Linked DNA regions of Homo sapiens: region 1 is linked to region 2. Evidence: read pairs that join two places in POLR2A ChIA-PET (ENCODE). Cell type or tissue: OCI-LY7. All regions are shown on one strand. Each heading gives the region's core, and the rest is flanking DNA. Links, peaks and the distances in the headings are about the cores only. Region 1 overlaps LRRC8C (leucine rich repeat containing 8 VRAC subunit C). Region 2 overlaps LRRC8B (leucine rich repeat containing 8 VRAC subunit B).

What was found. Peaks named below come from ENCODE experiments on the same cell type or tissue, not always from the same donor. Only the 100,000 strongest peaks of a DNase experiment are listed, where the experiment ranks them.
Region 1: POLR2A ChIA-PET joins it to region 2 with 5 read pairs; 2 of 35 experiments call an interaction of 5 or more read pairs at or near these places.

What each region holds. Positions count from the first base shown.
Region 1 is chr1:89,684,469-89,688,872 of GRCh38, forward strand. LRRC8C (leucine rich repeat containing 8 VRAC subunit C) reads left to right here. Exons shown (of 3, transcript NM_032270.5): 2 at 2,002-2,143. The coding sequence starts at 2,006. Among named protein-coding and RNA genes, the nearest start is that of LRRC8C, 54 kb to the left of the region's middle. In OCI-LY7, for the core only: no CTCF peak of the experiment used is centred there; no DNase peak of the experiment used is centred there.
Region 2 is chr1:89,551,114-89,555,517 of GRCh38, forward strand. All of the region lies in intron 1 of LRRC8B (leucine rich repeat containing 8 VRAC subunit B), which reads left to right. Among named protein-coding and RNA genes, the nearest start is that of LRRC8B, 28 kb to the left of the region's middle. In OCI-LY7, for the core only: no CTCF peak of the experiment used is centred there; DNase peaks (open chromatin) are centred at 1,668 and 1,908; H3K4me3 peaks cover 1,274 bases; H3K27ac peaks cover 1,296 bases.

The DNA of each region.
Region 1 (4,404 bases), core at 254-4,253, 130 kb after region 2:
CGAGCTTCTTGTTTTTCAGGCAGTATGGCAAGTAATGGGGATGCAAAATAGAGTAAGACAGTACCTTCTGAAGTGGAACTTGGAAGTCAAGATGAATTTGTGCCATCTGTTATTGCCACTGAGACAACTGTGACTATCAAACATTTGGGGCAGTGGGACTGTAATAATTTACTGAGAAAAAAAGAGGCCATAAAGTGTCAGGAAAATCAAAGTTTGGACTAGTCTGAAATTTTAATCACACTAGAAATATACAAAGTAATGTATTGAGCTTTTGTGCAGTTTGCCTGCAATACATGTTTTAAGGAGACACATAGGCAGAACATGTAGATTCTACCCTGAAGAAACTTGTAGCCTAGTGGGTGGTAACAGAAAAAAGTTAAGAAAAGTTGTGTTTCAGTAAAATGAGGAAATTGTATTCTGCATAGATGTCAAGTAGGTAGGTCAGAGAGGAGAACATCGCCAGGCCGTTGAAATTTTCAACACTGTGTTAACAGATTCAAAAAGAAGACAAATTATTGTATAAGAAAGTCACAATGCAGCAAGACGGAATAGATAACATTGTAATTGTTGCCAAAGCTGTAATCAAAGAAGAGGCTTTGCTTTTATGTGGGATGTTTATTGTCTATCTAGTTCTTTTTTTTTTTTTTTTTTTTTTTTTGAGACGGAGTCTCACTCTGTCGCCCAGCAGGCCGGACTGCGGACTGCAGTGGCGCAATCTCGGCTCACTGCAAGCTCCGCTTCCCGGGTTCACGCCATTCTCCTGCCTCAGCCTCCCGAGTAGCTGGGACTACAGGCGCCCGCCACCGCGCCCGGCTAATTTTTTGTATTTTTAGTAGAGACGGGGTTTCACGTTAGCCAGGATGGTCTTGATCTCCTGACCTCATGATCCACCCGCCTCGGCCTCCCAAAGTGCTGGGATTACAGGCGTGAGCCACCGCGCCCGGCCATTGTCTATCTAGTTCTTAATTCAGTATTAGGGAAGGAAGGTGAAATGTTTTTGGCCCTCCTTGGCCACCCTTATTCCTTGCCATAAGATAAAGAAAGGATATTTCTTCTCACAGTAGGAGGATGATTGCCATAAGATACAGAAAGAATATTTCTCCTCACAGTAGCAGGATGATTAACCTCAAGTCCTGGGTCACACTAAAGGCAGTAAGAATGAGTAAGAAAGGAGGAGGCACATCAAGAAAAGAATGTACCTCTTTTTCCCTTTTCCCAGAGCCGTGGGTGCACCCTATTCATTTATCTTCTGTCATTTGGTTAAAGATAGGAGTTTCCAGACTGAACTGTTGTCTCAGCGGAGAAAATTAGGATAAGTTTGGGGTTCACAGTGAAATGTGAGAAGTACAGGAAACAGAGAAAAAAATCAAGATACAAGCATAGAGACAAAAAGGAAACAAGGAAGAAAAATTGAGGCCTCCTCAATCCACCACCATCAATAAGACCTTTCTTCTTAAAAGACAAGGACCACGTGGAAACACTGTTTTCCTTTCCCATGGAACAAGCAAAATGCTTTATAAATAGGGCTCAGTAAAGAATTAGCACAAAAGAATGCTAAAATTACACTTAAAAATGGTTTAAAGCAAAAAAAAAAAAAAAGCTTAAAGCAATAACCCAAGATGGTAAGATAAACAGCAAAAACATTTCAAAGGATGAGCTCTAGTCTTTCTGGCATCTTCATGTTCTGTTTAAGAGAAATGAGGGTCCAGGAAATAACTGGGACTTGGAAAGTGTCTGGCCATGTTCTTTCTGTCCCACCTGGAGCACAAAGGGAACCTTGTCATTGGACAAGAAAAGGCAAGTACTTGCCTTTTCCATGTGGGTCTCCTTATTTCCTCAACTGGTGATTTTATTCAGTGGCTCATCAAAACATTGATGTGTCTTGACAGCTCTTGAACTAATTCAGACCTCTGCTGTGAGGAGTTGGAGCCACATTTGGTAACAATGCAGTATGTTGTACTGGAAGATAAATTGATTTACAAGTAATCTCTCCTTTCTCAGAAACATGATTCCCGTGACAGAATTCCGGCAGTTCTCTGAGCAGCAGCCTGCCTTCCGAGTGCTGAAGCCATGGTGGGATGTGTTTACCGATTACCTCTCAGTAGCCATGCTCATGATCGGCGTGTTTGGATGTACTTTACAGGTAGGTGCCTAGATCCCTGGCAAAATGGGGGCCAGAGCAAAGCACAAGTCATTGAAACCTCTTTAGGGAGCTGGCTGTGTGATTTTTAACCATGTAAGTATTAGTCACTGTTCTCTGTGGATGTATTTGTAATCATAGCAGAGAACCTGAAACACCTATTTACTGGGATTTCCTAATACGGTAAATATGGTACTTGAAAGATTTCAATGAGCCCAAAGAGCAATTGACTGTAGTCAAGTAATGTCTGATGTCACTAACATCAAAGGGGGCCCCTTATCTTTCCAAATTGGCTTCACAGTGAAATGTAACATATGTCCAGCACCATTGATACTGCCAAAGTGGAACTTTTTGCTTTTATTCATCCTTTACCCTTACCCCTAATAAGATTTTCTGGAAGAACTAAAATTTTGATGAGATATCATTATTTTACTGAATGTTTAGTTCTGAATTTGAAAAGAACCCAATAAAAATTTATGTAGATGCCATGTATTTATGTATTGAATCCAGGTATTTTTTACATAGCTGCTATGTTCCAGGTACCATACTTTGAGGACATGGATACATATAAGTAGTTCATTTCTAGGGGAGAAATAAATAAACTAGCAATCAAAATAACTTGTGTTATACTTTGATAGAGGTGTCCATAAGGCACTAAGGGAATGCTGAAGAGAAACCCTCATTTTGGTTTGGGAATAAGAGAAAAGGTGATGGTTGAATTAAAACTTGGAGAACCAGCTAAAGTTAGTCAAGAACCTCTCCTTAGCTGAAAGTAAGAGGACACCAAGAGGAGAAAAGAAAGCTCTGAGTCATGGATGTGAGAAAGAACATGACATCTTTGGGAAACTGTCAGTAGAACTGGCACATATAGGGTGTTGATATAAGAGCTGAAGCCATGCTTGCAAATGGACTCATCCAGGGAGAATGTGATGAGGAAGATAGTGTCAGTAATAACATTAAAGAGTAAATGGAGAAGGAAGTGGGGCCCTTGAAGAAGACTGAGAAGGGGCAGCCATAAGGACAGATGAAAACCAGGAGAGAGGCATAGGTCAGAAGCCAAAGGAAGCCATGGACAATGATGGCAGCCAACACAACTAACTCATGGACTAAGAAGAGGAAAGTAGCAACTACGTCATTAGAAATCTTAGGTCAGTGGTTGGAAAACTGAATGGAAATCAACGTATTATAGAAGCTATGGGGTAGATGTGATTTTTCGGGTAGATCAGCTGGAAAAGAAGGTATAGGGAGAAAGAGAAATCACTAGAAGTGGTACAGAGCGAAAATAAAGTACTTTTAAAAGTTGGCCTTAAAAATAGTGAACACATACTGCTTCCTATGTGTCAGGAACTCTTTTGAACACTTTACATGTATTTTAACAAATGTCATCCTCATGACAACTCTTATATATAGGTTCTATTACTAGCCTCACTTACAAATGAGACACCTGAGGCACAGAGAGGTTAACGATCCTCCCAAGGTGAGTATTGAAGCCTTTATTCAATCCAGGTGATTTGGTTCCAAAGTTCCTGCTCTTAGTCCCTCACACCATGCTGTCTTTTATTTGGTCACTGAAAATATCTTTCCCCCTCCCCTCCAACAAAGGGTGCCAGTGAGAAGTTATTGTCTAAAAAAAGGGGCATAAATTCATTCATAAATGAAATAGTTGTTGAAGAACCTACTGCGTATCAGGCACTGTTCTACTAAGAATTATCAACGAAGGAGAAAAAAGACAAAAATCCCAGCTTTATGGACTTTAAATTCTATGGGAAAAATAAGCAAAATAAGCAAAATCAATTAGTAAATATGTTAGAAGATAAAGGCAATGGGAAAAAATAAAGCATGCCAAGATGGTAGAAGGTTCCTGCAGGTAAGATAGAAGCTGCAATCTTCAAATAGGATGGCCTGGGAAGGCCTCATTGGAAAGGTGACTTTTGGCCAAGGAATTAAAAGACGTCCAGGAGCAGGCCAGGCAGATGTCCTGGAAGGAGGCTTCCAGGCAGAGGGAACAGCAAGAGCAAGAGGCACATAGTGAAAGGAAGGCACAGGTCCCTTCCTTTTCTGCAGAAGAATTGGATTTTATGACTTTCTCAGTTTTCTAGTTTGGTTTCCCCGGAGACCTGATAAAGGTCAAATGTTAACTGTGTTACTAGGCAACATTATGGCATAAATGACTGCTGATTGGTCAACTGTTTCTGGGCTGGAAGAGTGATAAATGCCTGGTAGGAAGCTGTATCATTGGACTTCTGTGACTGTAGTGAAACTTG
Region 2 (4,404 bases), core at 107-4,106:
CTCTGCTCTTTCCCTCCCCACTACCCCGCTGGAGATTTTTTTCCTGCTCCAGCCCCTGCATATCCCTAACGGCTCAGAGATACCTTATCTATGTTGCCTTCTCCATTCCCTGAGCTATACCTGTTCATCTTACAAGAGGAAGCTTTGGATGGTTGGAAGAGCACCATGTTTGGTGTCAGTTATAGGATCAAGCTCTTGCTCACCAGCCATGTGTCATCAGCAGCTAATTTTTTTTCTCTCTGAGCTTGTATCCTTATCCTAAAGTCAAGTGTATGATTTAAATGACTATGAAAAAAATGCTCCATAAACTTTTGAGCATTATATAGATGTTCAGAGTTGTTCCACTCCACTATTTAATCCTTCATTTTTTTCCTGTTCACTTTTTGTACAAATTTCTCATTTTCCTAACTTTATAAGTGTTTTAAGGATAGATAGAAAATGAAATATACTTTCTTATCTTATTCAGCCCATACCACAGCAAATGCTCAATGAATTCTCCCTGTCAAGAGAATTCAATGAATATAAATATAAAGGATCAGGCTCTGTGGTGAAAGTGCAGTATTTGATAAAGTGAGTGAGGGAGTAACAAGAAAAGAGGGTCCCCAAAGAAAACGGGACTGACTAGCGGTCTGGCCTGCCTCAATACTTTTGGTGCGTCCACAGACAAGCTCTGAATGAGACCCACTAGCCAGGCTCTTCAACCTCTTAACACCATGGCAATAGAATTGACTCAGTTTCTTAAGTGTGACACTGTTCTTAAAACATAGTAGGCTCTCAAGTGTTTCTAGAATTCACTAGCCACATGATTTGATTATTATATATATTTATATACATGCATGTACCGTGCTAATAGATTTGTCTGTCACTGCTTATTTATTCATAGTTTTTTTTCCTTTTACATTTCATTCTTATACAGAGCAGCAGTATGTCTGCTTTGTCTGCAGAGTAGCACTAATATTCAGATTTGCATTGTGTTTGTGCAGTGTCTAATAGGGGCTACCTGATCACTTGCTGAAGTCATAGGTAGTTCAGGAACTACCTTCTTATTTAGATTGCTAGGACATTTTCATAAGAATATTGTACTGTATATAATACTAAGCTTACTCAAATCCTGCTTAAAATTAAAAATAAGTATAAAGAATAATAATTAGTAAATGAGAATATATTCTGTTTTTGCATGGTGTCTTCTAGCCCCTTCTCCCACACCCAATCTCCTTGGAATAAGAGATATGGTAATGGAGCCCAGAAATTCATGATCCTACTTAGTATCCATCTTAGCAGAAAAATGTAAACCATAGTGAGTTTTGTTTGCTAACACTATCCTTAGACAATAAGAATAATCGTTAGGTACTTATAATAACTCTCACTATGTTTAGGTTACTGAGTCAGTTAAAAGCAGACTAATCAGTAAAATACATTTTCTGGTTTTAGAGAGCTTATAATTTACAATAGATTAAAGGGAATGACAGTAACCACAGAAAAATAATTAAGAGAAATGTGATTTACTTGTTACCTAAGAAGCAAAAGATACATTTTTCTCCAAAGTAAGTCATTAAAGATTGCAATCGTTTATACCAGAGTTGATTTACTAGCATGAAAATGATTGCTTAACCCTGCTCCCTGTGTTCACCAGGCGGGTTGGTGAAAGCTTGTGTTTCAGATGAGCCAGCCTGGCTACAGGAAAAGATATTTGCATAGAAGACTGGGGACACTGCCACACAAGAAAATGAAGAATTATGCTTTTGAAATTCCTTTTATTACTTCCTTGATTAAATTGTTGTTTCCAAGGGAATTGGATTTTCAGATGAAATTTTAATAATGCTTCAGATAATTCCAATTGTGTTCTTTCATTTTACTCTGCTTTCACAATATGATCATATTTGGTTTCACTTCCTGGTTAGTGCACACAAGCCTGTTGCTGGGAAATATTTGAATAAAATGTTTATGAGAGAAGACTATTGTTTCAAAGTAGAGGAAGGCATTTTTGTTTGATTTAGACTTAGTTCATGTAGTAATTTTTATAGAAATAAAATTTCTGACATGTAAATTGGTTAAAAACACTCTTTAAAAATAATTTAAAAGACTTATTTCGCACTGAAATTAAGTTACCTTGTGGTGAAATCATCTCTTCTACAGAAGTGTTTGATTAGGTACCAGTTGTGCAACAAATGAAATGTTTGTCCATAATTAGAGTAATTGTAACTTGATTTTAAACAGAGGTTTGATTGCATGGTGAGTGTCATAATGCCAAATGATTTTTCCATTGATTCAGGGCCCAGTGTATTCTTAAGTTGATGTTTGATCTCAGCATGTTTAACCTGGCCCAGAATATATCTGGCACCCTTTTGTGTGTGTGTTGTAAATGACTGTTCTTCTGTGTTACAGCTTCATACAAAATCTTTGCCTATTCTAAAAGTGGTATTTTTACCATTAAGTATTTAATTCCACCAGAGTACTCAGGTATTACCTAGTCTAAAAAAGTACAAATCAAATTTATTTCTCTTTGGAAAAAGTCAGTTAAGAATTTCAGGAAACGTCTGCTTCCTTAAAATCTAATTACTTTGTCCATTTGCATCAGTTTACTGGCTAAATCTGAAAGTTTAATTTTTTAAAGCGTAACTATTTTTCTACTCAGAATTTTAATTTTGAAGTCCATTTATGTTTTATTTCTCAAGGTACCTAGATATATACCCTAATATAAAATTAGGCTTCCTGCTGTCAATCTTGAACTCTCTCCAATGAATTCTTTCTGATGCTTTCAAATTAATTTTCTTGATATATAATAGTATGTCCCTAAATGTATTTTTCTGTCATTCCCTTGCTCAGATACCACCAGTGACTTCCTACTGCTTATATCAAGCCTAAATTCCTCTCTCCTTGTAAAAAGATTTGAATATTCTAAAAGTGACATATTTACCCCCTAAAGCAATAATTTCTCAGGTGCCTGTTATGTTCTGGGCCTGAGTTAAATCTTGAAAATTTTTTAGTGTGGAATTTGAGACTTAATTAGCATTTGATCCTAATCACCTTTCTACTCTTAGCCCCATCATTTCTGTCTCATAAATTCCACTCCATCTATGCATCTGCTCACTAATTCATTAAATTGACCTTGGCTTTCTTTTGCCTTCTTTATTTGTTGTTCCATTCCTCCACATAAAATATTATGTGCCCTGTTATTAACCAACCCCTTTTACCCCTTATTCCTTCACCCCCTAACTATATAAATCTTACGCATCTTTCTTGGTCCAACTCATAAACCCTGTACAGTGACTATTGTTCTTCTAGCATGTATTACTTTAAGATGTAACTGTATAATTCATTTGTTTGATCTTTCTTGTACTTATGCCTTCTTTCACCAATGCATAAGCTCCTTTTGAGATTTAGGTCTGAGTGTGACACCTTTCGATTGCCTTCATTACCTGGGCCAGTTCTTTGCACCCAGCAGAAACTTCATCATGATTGTCGAGTACACCTAGTGTCAGAGCATGTGCAAGATGTAATATTTCCACTTGCTGTTGGTGACACAAGTTGGTGTTACATAAGGCCTTCTTCATTTCTACCTTTCTTCAACTGAGAGTCACAAAGTTGTTGCCTTCCTTAAATGGATAAGACTCTCCACACAATAAAAACAGATGGTATTGTCAAATATAAATAGGTAAATATTATTTTTTGTGCATGGATGAGAGAGAAAAGACAGGAAAAAAACTACACTTGTAGTTTTCTTGGCACAGTCTTTTTGCCCTTCAAATTTGGTTGCTAAGAAATAACCATAGATTCATCTGCTGTGTATAAAGGAGAAACTTAGAGACTCTGTGTGTTGTGCAGCTGATTTTGTCACTCAGCTATGACAGAGCCCCACCCTGATTTAGAAGTCATGTGTCAAACTTCCAGATGGGGAGTATATCTTTTGTCTCCTGGAAAACCATTGAAACTCTGTTTCCAGAGGGCCCATGTTTCTCCTCTTTGCTAAGACCAAGTGAAGCTGCAGAATCCTGCTGAGTTATGAAGCCCGAAGCCAGCCTAATGTGGAGAAATGACCTGTCACCTTTTTTGGAATGTAGGCATTCTATGTGATTCATATTAGTTATTTGTGCGTTATTTTAGAAGAACCTTACTCTATCACTTCAGAGTGCCCAGAGCTGCCCTAACTTATTCTGAATGCTATGGCTGAGCTAAATTCGTCTTCTCTGCTGATGGGGCTCAAATGGAGTCTTTAGTCTCTGCTAAAGGATTCAGGAAGCCTTTCATGTCATGTAGAATTTGGGATGTAAATTGAAGGTAAGAAGGTATGAAGATTGTAAGATATTTTTGCAGTTTTTGCTTCCAAACAAGGAGGTCTAATTAAAACTCTTGTATCTGTTCAATTAATATTTAGTAGCAGCTTCTACAAGCTAAGCCCTGGGG